Linked DNA regions of Mus musculus: all the other regions are linked to region 1. The links are chromatin loops, found by intact Hi-C in ENCODE. Cell type or tissue: left cerebral cortex. All regions are shown on one strand. Each heading gives the region's core, and the rest is flanking DNA. Links, peaks and the distances in the headings are about the cores only.

Region 1 (7,299 bases), core at 856-5,855:
CCCCCCCCCAAGCTCTCAGGAACTAAATCGCCAACCAAAATGTACACATGGCTCCAGCCTCCTATGTAGTAGAGGATAGTGTTGTTGGACATCAGTGGGAGGAGAGGCCCTTGGTCCTGTGAAAGCTCAACACCCCAGTGTAGGGGAATGCCAGGGTGGGCAGGCAGGAGTTGGTGGGTGGGTCAGGGAGCACCTCATAAAAGCAGGGGGAGGGAGGATGGGATAGGGGGTTTCTGGAGGGAAAACTGGGAAAGGGGATAACATTTGAAATGTAAATAAATAAAAGATCCAAGAAAAAAAAGGAAAAAAAAAAGTAATTGTGATTGTCACAGTTCGTATTTTTACTTATATTCATTGAGCCATGAGCCATTGTTAAGGAAGCCCAGAGCATGTAACACCTTCTGGAGCCTGAGGTTCAGCCCTAAAAAGTATTGCTATAAATTTAATGTTATTAATTAATCTTCAAAATACTACTCTAAGCTTTTTATCAAAACTACTGCTCTGGGATGGTGAAAAACATGGCAAGTTCTACCGCATACATCGAGTATGAAGCCCATTACCATGATTATTGTACAGGGAAGTTGGTTACAATAAAGTTTAAACAATGGATAAAGTATCATGTAAAAGTACTGAATGCAAGAAAAGCAAATCCATATCCCAGGTAATTGTAGCCCCCACTGCAAAGTCTATCTAGAACTATCCATTTTTTTTCCTCCTTCTGCCATTATCGCACACTCTTCCATCCACTCCCATCCATAATTTCTGTATGTATACCTGTATGAAGTAGAAAAGCTAGGAAATTTTTCCGTATTGCAGCTCTTTTTTTGCATGGGTCACACTTTGTACTTCATTTAGGGCTTGTAGGACCTGAGTCTAATTACAAGTCTAAAATCAAAGAAGAGATAAGTGCAATGAAGTGGGTCTTGAAACGAATCCACAGTGACAGTCATTAAAGCTGCTCAGACAGTGCAGACCTGGTAGTTTTACACTATAATATTGAGGTTGATACTGTGAGCAAAGGGAGTGAAACTTCCGTTAGCAAAGAATAAACTTTAGGGGCTCAATTTCAGCAGTTTTTTTCCTGATCTTCTCACTCCTCTTCATCCCATATTATATGATATTATTTCCTAACCAGTGCCTTCAGTTTGACATAAGTGCCCCATGAGGCAGGAAGTTGAGCTTCGGTTACAATTTAATCAGACACAAAAAGTAATTCAGCATCTTATTTTCAATAATCTCAGACTGTAGGTCTTCATCAAGACACGTGCAGTACCAGAGTTATTAGGAACCAGAGGACACCATAAGAACATGACCCACAAAATCAGCTGACTGAGACTCATAGGGGCTCACAGAGATCAGAGATCCTGTAGGTGTCTGACTTAGGACCTTTGATATGTGTTGTGACTGAATAGCTTGGTGGTCTTGTGGGCATCCTAGCAGCAGGGGTGGGTGCTGTCTCTGACTCTTTTGGCTACTTGTAGAAGTAGGGGAGGGAGGGAAAACAGCAGTCAGGATGTTATACATGAGAGATGAATGAGCGAGAGAAAGAAAGAGAGAGAGAGAGAAAGTACTCAATGTGTCATCTTTTTCTGTTGATGACTTTTCTTCAGTGTCAGTGAAACAACCAAAACTTTCACTATATAGTTTCTGTTTTGTCCTCATTTGCTTTCCATTGCTGTGATAAATACCCTGACTAAAATCAACACAGGGAGTAAAGGGTTTGTTTCATCTTATGACATATAAACATCATGAAGAAAAGTCAGGACAGGAAATCAAAGCAGGTATCTGGAGAAAGGGACAGAAACAGAGATTGTGGAGGAATGATGCTTGCTGGCTTGCTTTTTTTGATGACTTGCTCAGCCTTCTTTCATCTAGGCCCACCTTTCTAGGAGCTTAGGTAAGCCATTAGAACTTCCCACAGTAGACTAGGTTCTCCAAAATCCAGAGGACCCTTACATTTGCCCCTTACACTTGCCTACAGGCCAATGTGATAGAGACATTTTCTCAGTAGACATTCCCTCTTCTTGGATGACCCTAGTTTAACAAAGTTAAACAAAGTTAACAAAAAACAACCAACACAGCTTCCAAGAGGTGTTCTAGATTGTGTTCAGAGTTACCCAGCTCTCAAATTCTCGTAATTGGCTGGCTCACGGTATCCAACACATATACTTTATTTTTCTCTATTACCACTTCACACTGGTCCATTGTTGTGATTGAGCATGTGTTTATATAAAAAATTGATGAACATAGTTATGGATGCTGAGAAATCCTATAACCCAATCTTCTTTCTGTAACCTCCAGCCCAGGAAACAGTTCCATTGAGCACCTGAAGTGCCAGGAATCATGAGAAGCAGTCATGACAACAATTGTTTTTGAACATGAAAGAGTTAGTTGGACAGGGAGAGGAGTTATCATTTAAGTGCTCCTCCACCAGTTTCCACACTCATTTGCTTGCTGTCATCCAGCACTGCTTCCAGGCTACAGCTGTGGATACAGAGCACTTGACCTGCAAGGCCTAAAATATTTACTCTCTGACCCATTATAGAGTACAGTTAATTCAATGCTGTCCCAGGAGACTGGTTTTGAGAGTTTAGTATGTATACAAGTCACCTGGGGGATCTTGTTAAAATGCTGACTTTGATCTAGGAGGTCAGGCCCCAGGTTTATTCCCATCTTGCTCCCCAGGGAAGTCATGCTATTAGGTTGTAGACTACATTCTCTTTCTAGATTTTTCTCTCTTGTCATAGCTCCTGACCACATCGTCTTTCAAACTTATACTTATTTGAGTTTCTTTAGGTCCATTGAGCTTAAATCCCAATTACTTCTATGTCTCTCTAAATTGTTCTAGTGATGATAAGGATCATACATCTTCCAGCACAAAACTATTACAAAATAAAATAAAAATCTTTGCATTCATATATTAAGTCAGACTGTAGGGTTGATATTTAAGCTTTCTGCAAGCCTTTAGAAAGCAAACACTACACTTCAATTATGAATGGAGAAACTGCTTACTATGCAAATTGCTGGGTGACCAAAGAATTAAGAATATGATATTAATTTCTCTTCTTAATCTCATTTTCAGAATTTTCTTGAGGAGATATCAATAAACTGTAATAGGCAATCATGTATGAAAGTTTACAGACTATGAAAATGGTTTATTTTGTCACTAAGAATCATACACTCAAGCCTTTTAAGAGAAATTTTAAGTAGTTAAGCAAGATGAAGAAGAATTTTGACAGTAAAAATTAGCCAATTTATTTTGCTTTTCTTCTAATCAACAGAAATTTCTACCTGAACTATTTCAGTATATCTTGAGAATAAATGTAATGTGATTATAGGCTACTTGAAAGGCATCCTGGAGACATAAAAAGCAGTTTTAAGTGTTTGGCATTTCAAAAATCCTCATAGCAACTCTGTATCTCTACCAAAAATTATATGCAACTCCACTTCACTATCTAACACATTTAGATGAAATAAATGCAAGTAAATACTCTTTTCATAAATGTGCCCAAAGAAATGTAATAGAGAAAGTATACACACACACACACACACACACACACACACACACACATTCAGGTCTTGCAGTATTTGAGCTCTAAATATTCTAAGAGTCAACACATTTGTCCTTTAATCAACATAATAGTTTTGGGTTTTTAGTTTGTTTCTATTAGCATTCAATTATTAAAAGTAGCAGGATCAGAAAGAAAAAAAAAAAAGCAAGCAACCACCTTGATATATCACAGTTTATCCACATGGTGGAGCCATGTGGCTTAGATCCTGGAGGTTCCAGATTTATTATTCTCATCATTGTGAAACAACTAATTGTAAACCGAGCCAATCAAAGTCCTACATGTAGATTTCTCGGCTACTATGTGTTCTGCTCTCCGAAATCTCTCACTTTAGCACACTGAAATGTTGTTCTGACCCAGTCTGCTTTCAATAGTAGTAGTTCTCAGACCTGGGTTTTGCACTAAAGCCAAGTGCTTACCTGGACAGCTTTTAAACTCTGTCTACTCCTTAGCCTAAGTGAACAGGATCTTTCCACGGTGATACATGGGCAGTGATGGATTTTAAGGCTCCACAGGTAGTTCTATAATGAAATTGATGCTGCATACTTTACTATTGTAAATGTTCCAAAAAAAAAAAATCTAGTTGCATTGTATTTTTGGTAAAAGCATTCACTGGCTCCCTCACTGACTCAAAGATAAAATCAACCTCTTTCACATGATGAGCAGACCTTCTATAACATCTGACCATTTCCTTCCGACTGTCATCACCACTCTCACCTACTTCAATCTGTGCAAACTCAGCCTATAGAATTGCTTCCAGATTTCTAAACTTCAGACTTGTCTACACGTCTAAGCTTGTGCTGATATGCCCAACAATGAATAGAGTAGATAATTATTAATATTTATTGAATGGCAAAATTAAAAATATAAATCAGCTCTCTTATATTTAATGCAGGAATATCTATTTATGACAAACACATCTTAAATGTTTGCTTACCTTTCCATGGAGTGGAGTACAGCATGTAGCATCTCATCAACCAGCAAACCTTGCATAGATTTTAGGGATTCTATGTTCTGCCAACTGACTCAACTTCGAGGTAACATTTGAAACCTCCTCAGGAACCGCTGCTCCTCCTTTATCTCTTTTCTCACTCTAAATTTAAACTCTAGTACCAATGTTTGAAGCAACAAAAGCGTTGCTTGCATGTGAATTATGCTCCAGGCATTCTTTCTGAATTTGTAAGACCCTGGACAGTCATTCGGAATGTTTGCTCTGATAATAGTTCTCGTTCTAGAAATGCTGTCATGCTATCAACCTTTATCATTAAGGCTGATTTCCCCTCCCCACCAACACACATATACTGAGGGCTGGGTATCAAACAAAAGTGCTCTATCACTGAGCTTCAAACTCAACCATGTAAATAGATTTAAATGTCCTGTAAATCAGAGACAAACTAGTAGATTGAAGAAAAAACTGATATAAAATACTAATATACCTTCCTGCCAATGCAGTGATTAAAAGGCAGTAATTAATTTTTTTTTCTTGAATAACCAGATCATGTAGGTAAAAGTGCTAAGGTCCAGAATAATAATGAGGTCCAGAAAAGTCATCTTATTTCAGGGAAACAAGATATGTTACTCAGGGCTCTCTAAAGAAACATAACTTATAGAATAAGTGGAATCTTACAGGCTGTAGTCCAGGTAGTCCCAACAATGGCTGTCTCCTGGCTGACAGATCAAGAATACAGTAGTTGTTCAGTCCACAAGATTAAATGTTTCAGCTATCCCAATTTGGTACTGGAGTCTCATGGAGGTCCTAGATTGTGGGCACTTTTCAGTCAACATTGGAATTTCAAAGAAGTAGGTTCTAACAGCAGTGAAAGAATGACTTGGGAACAGAATAGATGAACTTGTCATTGAGAGTGAGGAGAAGCAGGCAAGAAGTTTTCCATGTCCTTTCAAGTGAACCAGAAGGTGTGGCCCAGATTTACAGTGATGCTTCTGACCTCAAATAATACAACCAGGAAAAAATCCCCCATAGGAGTGTGTCAAGCTGACAACAACAGCTGTTACATAAGGGAAAAGCCTTCCAGCCTTGTGGTGGTTTGAGTGAGAATAGTCCCTAGAGGCTTACATATATGAATGTTTGGTTCCTAGTGCGTAGAACACTTTGGGAAGGATTAGGATGTGTGACTTTCTTGGAGAAAGTGTGTCCACACACTGGTGTGTAAGACTTTGAGGTTTCAGAAGCCCATGCCAGGCCCAGTCTTTGGCTCTCTGTCTATAAGTTACAGATGAAATGTAACCTCTCCATTACTGCTCCAAAACCATGCCAGCCTGCCTGCTACTGTGCTCCTATCCCATGATAGTCATGGACTCACATTCTAAAGCTGTAAACAAGTCCTCAACTAAATGCTTTCTTCTTTAAGTTACCGTGATCATCGTATCTCTTTACAGCAATAGAACACTAAGACAAGCTGAAATCCATATTTGGAATATGGACAGCATTTATACACAATAATAACCAAGAGGTTTTGCTTTTCTAACGTAAATTCAAACATGCTGCTCAAAAAATTAACTTGTGTTTTTGTGATGTTGAGTAGTCTTAACACTATTCTTTAGTAAAGACAATAGATACTAGTAAATTTTATTTACTTATTCATTTTATTTTTATTGGGATAGGTACTCATGAAGCTTAAGCTGGTTTTAAACTTACTGTGTAACTGACAAAGACTTTGAACTCCTGATATTCCAGTCTAGAGCTCCTAGGTGCTGGGAATTTTATTGCTTTTAATTACTATATTAGAAAATTCATACTTGGTGATATGAATGTTTTATGGTTGAAGGTCCTTGGACATTGGGATGTGTACAGAATATATTTTGTTTATATAGAGCAAGCATATATATATATATATATATTGAAGCTTCAGAGTCATGCTTATAAAACGTAGGGGCGCCGGGTGGTGGTGGCGCACACCTTTAATCCCAGCACTTGGGAGGCAGAGGCAGGAGGATTTCTGAGTTGGAGACCAGCCTGGTCTACAAAGTGAGTGCCAGGACAGCCAGGGCTACACAGAGAAACCTGTCTCATAAAAACAAACAAACAAAAAACAAACAAACAAATAAAAAAATCACCCCAAAAACATAGCGGCTTTTAGATATATGGGTTCTGGTTTCCTATGTAGCATTCAAGTTGCATACTTGAACAACAACTTACCTTCTTTATAAAATATAAACTAAAGATGCTGATATAATCAATTCACAACTTTAAATGAAAAGGACTTTCAGTTGTTTAATATATTGCTGTTGATAGACTCTTTCTTGTCCTCCTCTTCCTCTTCCTCCTCCTCCTTCTCTTCCTCCATTACCGGTGCTTTTTCTTTCTTCTGGGATTAACATTCTGCTGTTAGTAATGGTTGCTGATCATAACACACTGTGATGTGCTATGTGTAATACAGGCTTAGGATATCAACTCTACCTACTTGTAATTTGCCAGAGTTGTTAATACTTCCAGAATATTAGAGGATGATAGGAAATTCCTAGGTCAGAGACAAAGGACTTAATTTCTCACAGCACAGCCGACAACATTGAGCCCCAGCATACTTACATGATTCTCCTTGTCAAGTCTCTGAGACAGGCCAAACAAATACGTACACATACAGTGGGCTGCTGAGAGAGTCCAGAAACCAAGAGCTCAATGTCTTATTACAGAAACTGCTTGACATCAGTGTTTATATTTTAAAATCTGGCATATAGAGCAAAATCATACAGGACATGGAAGATATTTCCA
Region 2 (7,299 bases), core at 1,490-6,489, 380 kb after region 1:
TAGCCCTGGTTTAGAACCTTGTTTTCACAAATATGAACTATGTAAATTTAGAAAAATTTCTGATTCTTCTAAGATTTGGCATTTGCATTGGTTACACATGAGTAATAATGACCACTTCACAGGATTCTGGAAAAGATTCAATTAAACACTGTGAGTGCCTTGCAGCACAGAGCCTAAAACACATGTGTTTCACTAAATGTCAAATGTTGCTGTTATTTTTGTGATTTAATTCAAAATATAGTGGACAATGGGAAAAATAAATAAGACTAGTACCCTAACACCAAGAAGCATATGCCTCAGGAATGGAGGAGGCAGTAGAGGAGAACCCTGGTAGAGGCAGGGGGAGGGGTGGGATGGGGGTTTCTGAAGGGGAGACCTGGGAAGGGGAACAGATTTGAAATGTAAATAAAGAAAATATCCAATAAAATAAATAAATAAATCCCTGGTAAACATTTGTGCACTGGAAAAGAGGAAGCATATGGCTCCTTGGAGAAATATACACTCATAGCTGCAGTGGGCAATATAAGAACAGAAAAATATTCTCACCTGAGGAATACCGAATGGCTGAGAAGCACCTGAAAAAATGTTCAACATCCTTAATCATCAGGGAAATGCAAATCAAAACAACCCTGAGATTCCACCTCACACCAGTCACAATGGCTAAGATTAAAAACTCAGGTGAAAGCAGATGCTGATGAAGATGTGGAGAAAGAGGAACACTCCTCCATTGCTGGTAGGATTGCAAGCTGGCAAAGCCACTCTGGAAATCAGTATGGTGGTTCCTCAGAAAATTGGAGATATCACTACCCGAAGATCCAGCAATTCCTCTCCTGAGCATATACTCAGAAGATGTTCCAACTTGAAATAAGGACACATGCTCCACTATGTTCATAGCAGCCTTATTTATAACAGCCAGAAGCTGGAAAGAATCTAGATGCCTCTCAACAGAGAAATGGATACAGAAAATATGGTACATTTACACAATGGAGTACTAATCAGCTATTAAAAAGAATGAGGATGGACCTGGAGGATATCATCCTGAGTGAGGTAACCCAATTACAAAAGAACACAAATGATATGCACTCACTTATAAGCGAATATTAGCCCAGAAACTTACAATTTCCCAGATACAATTTGCAAAACACATGAAACTCAAGAAGAACGAAGACCAAAGTGTGGATACTTCGTTCCTTCTTAGAATGGGGAACAAAATACCCATGGAAGGAGTTACAGAGACAAAGTTCAGAGCTGAGATGGAAGGAAGGACCATCCAGAGACTGCCCCATCCGGGATCTATCCAATATACAACCACCAAACCCAGGCACTATTGCATATGCTGACAAGATTTTGCTGACAGGACCTGATATAGCTGTCTCTTGTGAGGCTATGCCAGTGCCTGGGAAATACAGAAGTGGATGCTCACAGTCATCTGTTGGATGGAACATGGGGCCCCCAATATAGGAGACAGAGAAAGTACCCAAGGAGCTGAAGTGGGCTGCAACCACTAGGAGGAACAACAATATGAACTAACCAGTACTCCACACCCCCAGAGCTGTGTCTCCATTCGCATGTGTAGCAGAGGATGGCCTAGTCGGTCATCAATGGGAGGAGAGGTCCTTAGTTTTTGTGAAGATCATATGCCCCAGTACAGGGGAATGCCAGGGTCAGGAAGCAGGAGTGGGTGGGTTGGGGAGCAGGGCGGGGGGAGGGTTTAGGGGACTTTGGGGATAGCATTTGAAATGTAAATGAAGAAAATATCTAATAAAAAAAATGAAAAAAAAAAAAAGCAGAACTGAAAAACAGTCAAGGACAGGAGCAGAAGAGGAGGAAGTCCTAAAACAACAAGGGAAAGTTTGGGGTGAGGTTTACGGCTCACTCATAATTCTCTAGTTAAATAATTGCCACAACCATAGTGTCCATAAAATCAAGTCTAGTGATTATGGGTTGATTATACAGTCCAGGAACGGAGCTTTGGCACACATGGAAGAACTGTGAGACTTCAGAAAACAAGTTTAAGTGGATGGACCAAGTCAACAGTAATGAATCAAGCCACCTAAGGATCTGGAGAAGCATGTTCAGAGTTATGGGTGTAATGAAAAGCACCCATGTTTGGCCCCGTGTGTCCTTGCCTTGCTATACCTCTAAAGGAACACAGGTGAATTTTACCATCACCGTACTTCTCATCAACTGGCTGCCCCGACCCCTGGAGCATCTGGAGTGGATTCCACAGGAGACTGTGTGAGGGAGGATGCAGAAGTGGAAAAGCATGAGGAGAATGCTTTCGCTTTGGAAGAATTTTGGGATTCGGTCCGGAAAATTGTACAAAGCAGGATGATTTGAATCAAAACGAGAACCTGGAGATCCCTTTGCAGTGTGACTTAAGTTGTATTTCAGAGTTGCACTCTGTAAAGACCGGTTTGTGTCCTCTAAGCCTCCCTGCCCATTAGATGCGGTTATTTTTGTCTTGGGCTCATTAAACAAAGTACTGGCTGGGTACAGGCTCTGGTTTCTCTTGAAAGTGACTTCATCTATTGTAACCGTGTTGTGCAATATTATAACGGTAAGCTTCTGTCAGAGCTCTCAGCTCTGAAATAGACCGGCAGGACCTCCCTTACTTTAGCCCTGAGAATGTCACCATTGTGCAGTGGTTCTGACAGCAATGACAGGGAAACCCACAGGTGGGACTTCATCTATTTGTTCTCTCCTTGAAGAAGGTAGAACAGAGTAATAGTAGTTGGAAGCTCTCCCAAAGACAGCAAATGCTCCTGGAGTTGAAGCTTTACTTCAAAGACTAGAGGCAAAAAGACTAGATGATTAGAAAAGAAAGGGAAGCCATTTAAGATTAGAAGCAGGCTTGGCTTCTCGTTAAAGCAAATGAGCGGGACCAGCCTAGACTGGCTGAATTCCAAGCCAGGTAAGCCATCTAGACATTAAACCTAAGCTTTTCACTTATAAGAGAGGGCTTCCCCCGTGTCTCCAGTGTCTGCTGTCCTTGTAGCCCAAGGCTCTCTAGTATAAATGAAGCTTTCATATCCTAGGGAAATCTGAAGGGAGTTCCACTTAGGCGGAAGCCCAAAGGACTGAAATTATTAAGGCATGAGCGGAAAAGGACATCAGCCTATTTTGGCAAAAGCAGTGGACATTAGGGGAAAGGTGGATCCTTAATCAGCTGGGGGCAAATTTTGTTTTTATTTAAATGATTCAGAGAATTAATTGTTAGGCTGCAGTATCTTCTTGGGTGAGAGTACAGCAGGAGCTTCTCAGACGTCAATTTTATTCATAAGAAGCAATAATAGGAGGCAATTTGTTTTTTCAGGCCTCTTACACTTTCAGACAACAGCTCTTCACAGTACAAGTAATAAAAAGCACATTAAAACAAATAAGAAATGAGAGCTGAGAAAATAATAAGTCTTTTTCTCCCTATGATCAAAATTAAAACTCTAGCTTGGCATTAGATTTTTATAGGCTGTATTCTTTTTCCAGGATATTTGAAATTCTACCCTCCCCCAACTATTTACCTTTGTAGCCAAGTGACATTTTCTCCCACTCATTCCATATGTTTATTATGAGGGTATCCTTTGAATTGCTGGGGTACAATTCTTCTTCTTCAGCCACTGAAGATGGCAGACACCAGTATTAATTGTCAGTATTTTCAAGTGAAATCTAGACCATGGTTCATATAAGACAATGGAAGCAATTGCATTTTTGTTTCTTACAAACAATGGCATTTCTGTGATTTCTTACTTTCCTGGAGTTGAGTATTTTTTTAGAGTGTAATGATAAAATATTGTGATAGATGGCAGTTCTCTTCTCCTAACTGTACTAAAAGCAAAACACTTATTCCTAAGGAATAGTTGTGGCTTATACAAATACAATTCTTTTTTTTTTTCTTCTTCTTCTTCTTTTCAATATAGAGTAAGCTGCTCTCCATTTAAAGGATCAGCCCGTGTACAATCACAGTCCCTGGTAGTCTGCCAAACACAATAGGGCATTAATTAACATGTGCCTGGGGATTCATCAACATGCACAGTGGTAGCACGCAATTGGAGCCTTTTCCCCTCCCCTTTTCCACTCTAAGCTGACAGCATTCATGAAAGATCTACTCTCGTATGTAAATCAGTTCTTGCTAAACTCCTTGTAATGGAGTCCCTTTATTTTTCAAAGCTGTTGTCAGACCTACTCCCATATCTTAGAAAGACACTCACTCTGTCTCTTTCTCTTGTTTAAAAATCTGACTACAGTGGGCAAAAATAACATATTTGTTTACTTGTCATGCAGACTGCACTGTAAATAAATCATCTGATAAATTACTTCCCCAATATGAGCGGAATGAGATTCATTTCCCTTAATGTTGCACCAATGAGAAGGGCAGAATTACTTTCCCTGTTCACCCAGGGTGACTATGTGCTGGCCTGCTAACTTGTTTGAGTGCTGAGAAAAATACTGTGCAGCCAGCTTTTGCCACCTGGTACAAGCAGGTGAAAAACAAAATAAGAGAAGTGAATTGGATTTCAGTTAGTTCTCAGATGGTCTTTGTGCCTCTGGCTTTGCTAAACCCTGCTGACTGCACCACTTTCAGCACCTTCTGCATATTCTTTGTTGTAGGTTCACTTTAGACCTGGGTGGACCAGATTTGGACAATAGAAAACCTGTCTTCTTGAAATAAAGGATAAAATGAAAGAAACAGAAAATAGTGTCCATATCTTTATTTTAAAAGTAGAATATATGTTTCAGTTTCATCTGCATTCTAGATACCAACATTTATGGCCACTTTTTAAATGTAAAATAATACATTGAAAGTGCTAAGCGAAGTACTGAAGTAAATGCCTAATAGACGATATGCGAGTTCATTCTAAGAAGTAGAGTTAGAGAGATTATCATTATTATTTATTGTCTTTTACAACTCATAAATCACAAGCGTTATAAGAAGCAAAATGCAATTTTTATGTTTTAATCATTCAAGAGAAATATCAATAAAATGGTTAGCTTGGGCAAGCGGAGAGGATGTGGAATTTGATGGCTCCGTCCGATCCTCCCAGCTATTCCATAAGCATGCACTTTTCATGCTGTTACTTAAAGAAGAACAGTTTAGAGATCCAGATACCATTTCTTCCCTTCCATTGTGTGACCTTGAGGAAATTATTCAACTGCAAAAAGACTCAGTTTCTGTTTTGTAAAATGAGAGTTGACTGTAGAAAGACAAAATAAGATGACTGATAAGTGTGGAAAACATTGACAACATGCTACCTGCAGAAGTGATGGAATGGTAGACAAACAATGTGCTCCAGACCTCCTTTCTCCTATGCTACAGACAGAGAAAGTGCTCTTTGGTCGAGTTCAGGGGAAAGACGACCTCCTTTTCACTTTGTCCAACTCACTGATGCACTGAGAAGCTGGGGCACAAACTCTCTGTTGAGCCCCCAGGGCTGTTGCTTTCCTGCAATGTTTGCTCATGAGCAGTGAGCCTAAGCTGCATACTTCCAACTGGCTTCGTTAGAAAGGGCCCAAATGATGACTGTTAATGAATACAGATTTCAAAATTTAAAATTTAAATGTTAGCTGAAAAATATCTCCCCATAAATATACATTTTTTTTTCTTACTGGAGATTTCTTGGAAAATGTTTCCAATTTATAAGTATTCCTATCAACAATCCCTTGTAATTATTTTTTAAAGTGTCCTTTGAAATAGTAGATAATTTGAGACAGAGTTTATACAATGGTTCTTGGAAACATAAAAAATTAATTATACTAGTATACAACTTATTTTTCACTAAGAATATTTTTGTCAGTTCTTAGATGTGTTGATATTTCCTTGAATTAATTCCCCACACCTCTATTTATATCATGCTTGAATGTTGATGTTTTAAATAAGTTTTGCTTAAGATTTTTTTTTTTTACTGAACACAAGACATTATAGGATGATTTTACTATGGAATTAAATATGCTAAGTTATGGATGTGCTTGAGCTCCAAGTGAGAATGGGGTTAGTCCCCCTGTTCTGCAGCCGAAGCTACCACCTGGGCTGTGCAAGGTAAAGTGAGCTCTAGAGTAAAGCAAATGCAAAGGAAGACAGCCATTCTTTTATGATAGATCAGCATGTTTCTTGTCTTTTACATTTGTTGCTGCATTTTAAGGAATGTCCCCCAGCCTGAAGGAGGTCTGCTGTCCATGGTCACAGGCCAATTGCAGACAGACAGACAGACAGACAGACAGACCAGACAGACAGACAGACAGACAGAACAGACAGACAGGGGAGGGAATGCAGACATTTGGGCATGAACAAACTCACCTTTGTTTTTCTTTTTACTTTAGAATAGGTAAGATATCTAGTTCTGTAGAACTGCTTAAATGGAGATTCTACTGTTAATGGAAGAGGTGATTTGTGGTGACATTAGAGCTGTTCAATTCAACTTTAGATAAATACCAAGGAACCCACCTCCCTGTGTGTATGGGTTTAGAAAGAAACGGAGCAGAAGAAAGCCAGAGCATAGGAATTTGAATTTTGTGCACTGCTGTTTCCATGAGAGAAAATGAGCCCAGTAATCTATAGGAATTACAGTTTCTTCTAAGACCAGTGTCTGCTAACAACATGGATTGGTTAGAAATACAAGCATGGAGAACTATATATACAATTGCCTTCTTAATCATAATATAGCTGATAACTTAATTTTCAAAACAACCCATGAGTTATGTACTGTTGTTTTCATCTACATTTTATAGATACCCGAATAAAAGCACTGAATATTTAGATTATTTGCCCAGAGTTTCCTGGGTGAATAGCAGCCGAGGGATACTGCAATTCTGAACAGTTTGGTTCCAGTATGGATACCCACTCTGTATCCAGGAAACACTCAGCCTGTCCAGAAAGAAACGATAGGTTTGATAGATATGATGTTTTACAGAAGCTTGTCACCCACTCAAGGCCACCAGAGTATATTTCTGGCATACTTTCAGGCCCAAAGGGAAACTAGGATAATTACAGAAAATACTTAAATCAACAAACATCAAACCATTAATTTCCTCCCATTTGTTACATATTTTGTAAAAGAATACATAACATCTAATTAGTTAACACTAGCAGTGACTTTGAATTATATATTATTTTGAATAAGTCAGCATTGATAGAGCAAAATTTAGCATAATTGCTAATATCAATATGTTTGTGGATTTTTTAAAATTCACTATTGATACCAAGGTGATTGTGACTTGAAATAATTATCAAGATGACCCAGTTGTCAGTCTTGGAAGAACAAACTGCTATATGGCCATTTTTGCTTCTCACTGGGTTAGGCAATTGGT
Region 3 (7,299 bases), core at 1,106-6,105, 1.5 Mb after region 1:
AGTAAAGCAGGTCGGTCGCCCCCAGGACCCAGCTTGCAGGACTTAGGCTCCAACACAGCTTCTTACTCTGGGCATATTTCTAAAAAACATCCAACTCAAGGCTGAAAATAAACTATGTAAATTTAGAATATGGGCAAGTTAGGATACAAACTTACAGAATTCCAAGATGTATGGTGAAATGAAGAGAGATCTGAAAGGGGCCCTGCTTTTGATAAAATGAAAAGAAACCAACAATTCAAAACCAAACCAAAAAAAAAAATAGTTTGAAAGAAACCAATTAGTATATACAATGGATGTCAGTTGACCCAATAGTTTGCTGACGTTTTAAAAACAATTTAGGATGTTGCAATGTAATATGTTCTAACCCCACAGCTTATCCTTTTGACAGCTGACCTTGAACTTATAAAATGTATGCAGAGTAAAAGAAATCAGAAAGAAAATAGTTACTCAAATGTGCAACTGCACAAATATACCCCCCTCCCGCTATTAAGAAAACAAAACTTCTGCCATTACCATAATATTATATATATTAGAAAGCTATACACAAGCATGTTAATTTCACAGATTTTTAAAAGATTCTTAATATTTTATATAATTAGAAATACACATTTCAAAAACAAAACTTCTACAAAGAGAAAACAGTTATCTTGGTTAGCAAAGCATGGAGATCCTCATGGCTTAGGGTAGTGCTTTCTATACAAAAAGTCCTTGGTGGGTTTTTACAGGACTGTTTAAAATATTAGCGAAGCTATTGAGGGAAAAACACATTTTGGCTTAAGTAAACTACAAAAAGCCACAAATGCTTTGCAAACTCTTTCTTACCTTTTATATGAAAATAAGCAAAATGTAATGTACATATTTTTATATTTTTATTTAATAAGAGATGCAGACCCAGATTTATTTATTTAATTAAATATGTTAGCTCTCAAACGCCACACTTTTTTTTCCCTTTCCTTTCCTTTCCTTTCTTCTCTTTTCTTTTAAGGTAGGTATGGTCCTCTCTGAATGGTTTCTGATCCTTTTGAATGAGTGCCATACGCCAATGATATGCCTGCAGGTTTGTGAGCGTGCTTGGATGTTAGGTGACAGGCGTGTTCCTACAATTACCGGTAGTCACCACTTGCCGGGTCTGTCCAAACCTCTATACATTTTTCTATATGTTGCATAACAGCTGCTCTCTCTTTCAGTAAAGATCTGCCGCTTTTGGCAAATGTTTCCTTTTGTCTATTTACATGTAAATAACGTTGAACCTGCAACATGACACTATCTATTGTAACATACATTTTGCAAAGGGTCACAACAGTGAAAAGAAGTTAGCCTTAAAATCTATTTTGTACAAGTGTTCTGTTGTACAACTCAAGTGCTAAGCGTATCTCAGCATTTCTGTTTATCTTTATACTGTATCACTGAGGCAATTTAAAAGTACTTTTACAAAACAGAGTACCTGACTTTTTTTTTTTTTTCCACACACGGCACATATAATGCATATCGACCCCCCCTTCCCCATTAAGGTATAGCACACACACACACTGCAAGAAAAAAAAAAACTATTAAGTAATAATGTGATCATGTTGCCCATCCTTCAGAGAGTCGCATGCGCTTGACTGAAGGACTTTCCCTTTCGTCCGGCGAAGGTCTGGTGAGTCCAATGGGGGAGTGGAATTCGTTCCGGTGATCCTCTCGGTCGCTCCCATCGTAGGAACTGCTACAGCTGCTCAAGCTGTCAACAGGAGACCTCCCCGCCTCGTGGCGCGTGGTGTGTTGTGGGTATCTCGAAGGGGTGGTGGTACGGTCTCTAGGAGGAGAAACAGGTTCTGACTTGATGCTGAGGCTTTGAGTAGAAGGCAGGGAGAGATTTGAACTCTGAGATAAATGAGTGCTAGTGCAAGCTCTGTAGGAGGAAAGGAAACCCAGTTACAGATGGAGGAGGCCTGCAGGCCCCGGAACTCACATTACAAACACATCAGCTTAAAGACTTGCATAGACTCACATGCCCCGCGTGAGTGCAGCTAGGCACTAGGGGCAGCACAGCCTAGAGTCATGGAGAATGGCTGTGCCTGGTGGTAAACACACTACTTAACTGGCCCAGGCCTCAGGGAATCATCTCCAGCTCCTAAGAGACTCTGTAACTGTATAGATTACCTTTTCATAAAGGACTAAGACATGGTACAACAGTCGTTCTGTGTTCACGGAATTTTCCCCTTATACTATTTCCAATCCTTAATTTTCTGAACCTTGGAAGATGGTGTTTGATTGTTGAATGGGACTTTTTTTGTTTTACCAATGCCTGTATTTGAGATTATTTTTAAAAACGTGTTATTTAAAAAAAAAAACCTCTCTCCCTTCAACCAATATGCCCATATAAATGGAGATATGTACTACTAAGGGAAAGCAAACAGCTTGAACCTCAAATGAACAGAATACATCAAGCACTGTATAATTATATATAACTGATGAAAAGTTTGGGAGGGGGAGGAGGAGGGAAAAGACTGAATATTATTTGCACAAAATTTAAAAACTGGTTTAAAATCGTCTCACTAAAGCTGTTACCTAGCTGGATTTTCTCTATCATTTGCAGCTGTGTCTGTAGTTCGCAATTCCTTTAATCTTAACATGGATAAGCAGCAGTAACAATGGGTGCTTAAGGTAATACTTCTCTTATTTATAACTAACAGTAACAGGTGAATCTGTTGTTACTGAAGGAAAGAGTGTGGCAAAGAAGGATGGAGTGTGCCATTACTGTGTCTCTGATCGTCACTGAATGAGAGTGCACTCTGGGAGACTTAGGACAACCCTTAACCTAAGAGAAAAGCATTAAGCCATTAAGTGTGGACTGGCGTTGAGTGACTGATCAGGGTGAACTGTGCTCAGTCGGCTGTCATCAGTGCTAAGATTTTTGCGTGCTTGTTTGTTTTGTTTTGCTATTGCTTCCTGATCGCACTGACATGCACGTCTAGTCAATCTGATCCAATTGTACTGTCAAGAAAGTACTGCTGTCTCTTTAATTGTGGGATATTCACGGAAAATAATTATATGTACAGAGACACCAGTTTTAAACAAAAGGAAGCAAGGCTACCTATTAATGTATGCAATTATGCAGCTCTCTAACAGAGAAAACTACGTGTGGGCAAGTGTCTTTCTGAACAGCGAGACAAGGCGAGTGTATTTTAGAGACAACAGTGGCATAACTTGGGTCTGGCCTTTTGGGAGATGCGACACAGGGTTAAGATGTACAGAGGTAGAAAATTAGTCAGAAACGAATTTATCTTTGAGTAATGTTTTATACAAAAGCACCACCTACTGGCGAGGAATGACTCTCCCCTTGTTAGTGGATGCAATAACATGGAGGACATTAGAGAGGGGGCTCTGTGTTGCTTTAATTTAAGAGCCCCCCCCCCTTTTTTTTAGGCAGTCTGAGCTCAGCTATAGATGCCAATCGCAATGCACATGGTTTTCAATCTCTGTTTATTCGTGGAACTACTTATCTGAAGCTTATTATTTTAGTCTATATTAGATCTCTGATTTTTCTAAGACTTTTAATTAAACTGTCTTTAAATAAAGATTATATTAAGATGGGGGACAGGAAAACACCTGTATTTCAAAGGCTTCATAATGGTGGACTATTTTATTCTGGTTCAAAGTTACTTAATGATTCATTTTGATGTTTGAGGAAATCCTCTTTTGATTTCAGGAAGAAAGAGTTTTCCTGGCTCTGGGTAAGAAAAGCTATTCACTAACGTTTAATTAAGTGCTTCTGCTGTGGATCATACAAGAGCTTAATAGTAAATGCAAATTAGGAGCCTTGAAATGACACAGCATATCAACAAATACTTTTCCTCACTCTTCAACATTTAGCTTCTATTCCTCTAAATACAGTAGAATGGGAAACTTCTAAAAGTTTAGTGAGTTGGGTTACATAGGTAACTTGTCTATATAAATGAATTTAAAAGTAGTACAGACAATATGATGTGCCTTTAATGTCATGAGAAACATGAATTATCCTTCTATTTGTTTCAGTTCCCAATATCACTGGTCATGCAGGAGTTTCGCTGCATCTTGCTCCCCACAAAAGGTAGAGTATTAATTTGTTGATAACTCTTTTCCATGTCTGAAACCACTTAACTGGTGGTGGGATTTCACTTGACAGCACACATGTACACAAGCTTAGTCTGAGCTGGGTAGCTGTTGGAATTAAGTCTGCAGCACAGAACTCTATATGGTGTCTCCAGCTCGACTTCATTTCACTTTACTACAGCCCGCAGCATAGACTGGCTAATCTCTGCTATCAGAGGTACTTTCTTGCCAACAGAAGGCAGCTTTAATACTCCTTAACTGAACATATGCTAGCTTGTTCTTGGGAACAAAATATAGCCGTAGATAATTGTGAGACTACAGGTGTGAGTGACTGAGAAAGAGGTAGGAGGAGGGGCGGGGTCGGGCACTCGGGTAATTTGTCAGGCCCTCTGAGCTACTTCTAATCCACTATACAGGATTTTAAGCTGAGAAAACTTACCCTTCCTTCAAATTTCTCAGAGATAAAGTGTGAATAGTTTTATTTAAGTTCCTCTCACTCTGCACCCCAATCAAATCAGGTTTTCTTACTAGACTTATCTTTTCCCTATCTGTGAGGCAGAGGCTCATTACATATACCAGTCTGGCCTCAAACGTTTAATCCTCCTGTCTCAGCTTCCTAAGTGCTGAGATGATAGGTATGCATATAGCACTCAATTCAATCCTTTTTTTTTTTTAAAAAAAGATCGATTTGTTTTTATTTATGTGTATATGCGTATATGTCTGTGTGAGCATATGTGTGCAGGTGCCTGAGGAGGTCAGGAGAAGGTGTTAGATTCTCCAGAGCTACAGTTACAGGCATTTGTGAAGCACCTGACATGGCTGCTGAGGTTTCTGCCTAACTAGTAAACACTTTTAGTTGCTGAGACACCACCTGCTCAGGCAACGCAGTCCTGGCTGGCCTGGTACTTACTATATAAGGCACTAGCTTGGGACCCCACCAGTCCTTGAGACTAACCTTTTAAGAATAACATTTATTCCATGCCTCCTCCACCCCCAACTCCATTCTCAGTATGGATTGAGTCCTGTCATCAACAACAAGAAAATGTCCCTTTTCTGGAAAATATTGTCCAGAAAGCAGGTTGTCCTTTTCTAGACAGCAATAAAAACAAAACAAAACAAAACAAAACAAAACAAAACAAAACAAAACAAAACAAAACAAAACAAAACCACCTAAAAGTCAAGGGTTGTTCCTCTAAAATGTCGAGTTCCCCTCCAGGCATGTCTCTTTCTACACAAAATTAACATTGCTTCTCATCTAAACTCACCGGATAAAATGCATGCTACATAGTTTAGAAAGCCTAGCTTTGAAGGCAGTGCTTTTAAAGGACAAAGTGCGCTTGTCTTTCGCAGACAAAGAAGAGTTCTATTCTACTCTTGCAATCTGGAGAGAGAATTACAGTAGCCATTTTAGGCTTCTGGGAGGACCGACTTTAGTGGAGCTAAACATCTCTCCCCTTCTTTGCTTAAACTACAGTTCCTATCCAGAGGACGGGCACTCAGCGCAGGTCCGTGAGGTGGTTTGACTTGAGAAACATATTCAGTCCCTTTCACGGTAACTGATCCATTCTCTCATAAACTAAAGCAGTTTATGTACTTTATTTTACAGAAACATTAGAACGTGGGGGCTTTCTACAAAACAGTTTGTAAGGGGATGAGACAGCTTGTCTGAATACACCTTTCAAGAAGCCACCGTGAGAGAGAACTAGGGAGAACATGTATGGTGACAGAAGAGGTGGGTGGTGTTAACAGTGCTTTCCTTCTGAGATGTAGGGATGTGATGAAGATCAAGTGCACACCGTACACTAAACTCAAACTATGCACACGATGGTTGGCTCTGAAAGAAATGGTAGGAATGGAGTCCTCAGCTACTTCAATTCTAGTTTCTTCTAGTCGGGGTCTCCACTCACTCCCTTTTCATTTAAGCCTTGTAGAAATTATGTTTCCTGCTTGTGATAGGTTTTTAAATTGTGGGTATAGTCAAAATAACAGATATGTGTATAACCTCATAACTAAAAATGATCTGGTGTTACAAGCAAAAGAAAAGTGGCATTCTAATGAAATGGCGTGGGACTTAAATGTTTATTGTGAATTTGTTTATTCTGTGTATGTGAGTGCAAGTACATGAACACCTATAGTAACCGATCCTCTCCTTCCACCATGTGGATCCCAGCAATCCAAGTCAGGTAGGTTGTCATAGTTATTAAGTGAGGTTTGGTGACAAGCAGCGTTAGCCCTTGAGCCACCTGGATGGTGTGATTATAGGGCTTTTTGATATGGATAATGTCTTTCAGGGGGATGGAATTTAGTGCTATGACAGATGAATTTTGTGAAAAATGAGAAATGAACAATTCCTTTTCTTACTGACAAGAAGTAGGTCAGTATAATATTGTGACTACGTATGTAAACTCCTGTGGATAGTATTACGAACTTGGTGGCAATTTCCAGAAAATAAAAAGTTATTGCAGCCAGAATCTACTTACATAATTAGCACTGGAGGGAAAGTTTAAATGTCTTAAAAAGAGAAACTCATTGTATAAAATGTAAAATGTAAAATATGTTAAAAGCCTTGATACATCTTCAATGTCAACACTCTTTCAAGAAAGCACAACCATGATGCCATGTGGATTTGCTTCATTGCACACACAGAAGGCTAGGTTTTCCATGGCAGTGAGTAGTCAATGGGGTGGCCGTGGCAAGTGCTGACTGCTGAATGGTATCTCAGAACTCTGGTCTATGTTCTGTCCATACCAAATGATGTTCAGTGGGAGAGGGGAGACAAAGGGGCAAGAACAGCGAGTTGTAGTAATGATTAGTGATGCTTGTTTGCATCACTACCTCCCTAGGCATACAGATACAAGACTAGTTAGTTAATTGGTAACTAAAGTGGCTTAGTAGAAAACTGAAAGTGGGGAGAGCACGTAGGATGTTGGTAAAATATGATAATTTATCTTGAAGTAGTTATATTCCATTTTCTTTTGAGGATTAGCTGAGTTCTGGAATTATTAGTTCAAATTAAAGTGAGGTGTCTGGTATCACTCTTATATGAAGGGGTGCAAATTGTAGATTCAGGGCATTTCTGAAAACCGCTCTATAGATAAACGACAGAAGTCATCTATGACAAAGATATACCTCAAAGCAACCACAAGGGGGCAGAAAGATACATACTTTGACCAGAAAACAACAAAAGTTATTTTTATGCCCAATATTCAGTAATTAGTACTGCAT

Evidence for each region. Hi-C counts contacts between places; a loop is a spot of excess contacts. Peaks named below come from ENCODE experiments on the same cell type or tissue, not always from the same donor. Only the 100,000 strongest peaks of a DNase experiment are listed, where the experiment ranks them.
Region 2: it touches region 1 in a loop (4-fold over the local background); 5 of 42 quality-filtered maps call a loop at or near these places.
Region 3: it touches region 1 in a loop (5-fold over the local background); 3 of 42 quality-filtered maps call a loop at or near these places.

Annotation. Positions count from the first base shown.
Region 1 is chr13:85,161,422-85,168,720 of GRCm38, reverse strand. No RefSeq gene overlaps it. Among named protein-coding and RNA genes, the nearest start is that of Ccnh, 24 kb to the left of the region's middle. In left cerebral cortex, for the core only: a CTCF peak has its summit at 3,749 (motif pointing right); a DNase peak (open chromatin) is centred at 3,820; H3K4me3 peaks cover 196 bases.
Region 2 is chr13:84,780,476-84,787,774 of GRCm38, reverse strand. The region is part of intron 2 of Gm34196 (a long non-coding RNA gene); the gene reads left to right. Among named protein-coding and RNA genes, the nearest start is that of Gm34246, 110 kb to the right of the region's middle. RefSeq lists an enhancer at 1,809-5,990. In left cerebral cortex, for the core only: no CTCF peak of the experiment used is centred there; a DNase peak (open chromatin) is centred at 4,017.
Region 3 is chr13:83,656,899-83,664,197 of GRCm38, reverse strand. Mef2c (myocyte enhancer factor 2C) reads right to left here. Exons shown (of 11, transcript NM_001347575.1): 11 at 1-1,795. The coding sequence ends at 1,567. Gm52044 (a long non-coding RNA gene) reads left to right here and starts at 1,891. Exons shown (of 3, transcript XR_003950630.1): 1 at 1,891-2,646; 2 at 4,018-4,072; 3 at 5,681-7,299. In left cerebral cortex, for the core only: CTCF peaks have their summits at 2,045 and 3,299 (motif pointing left); a DNase peak (open chromatin) is centred at 1,868; H3K4me3 peaks cover 981 bases; H3K27ac peaks cover 4,711 bases.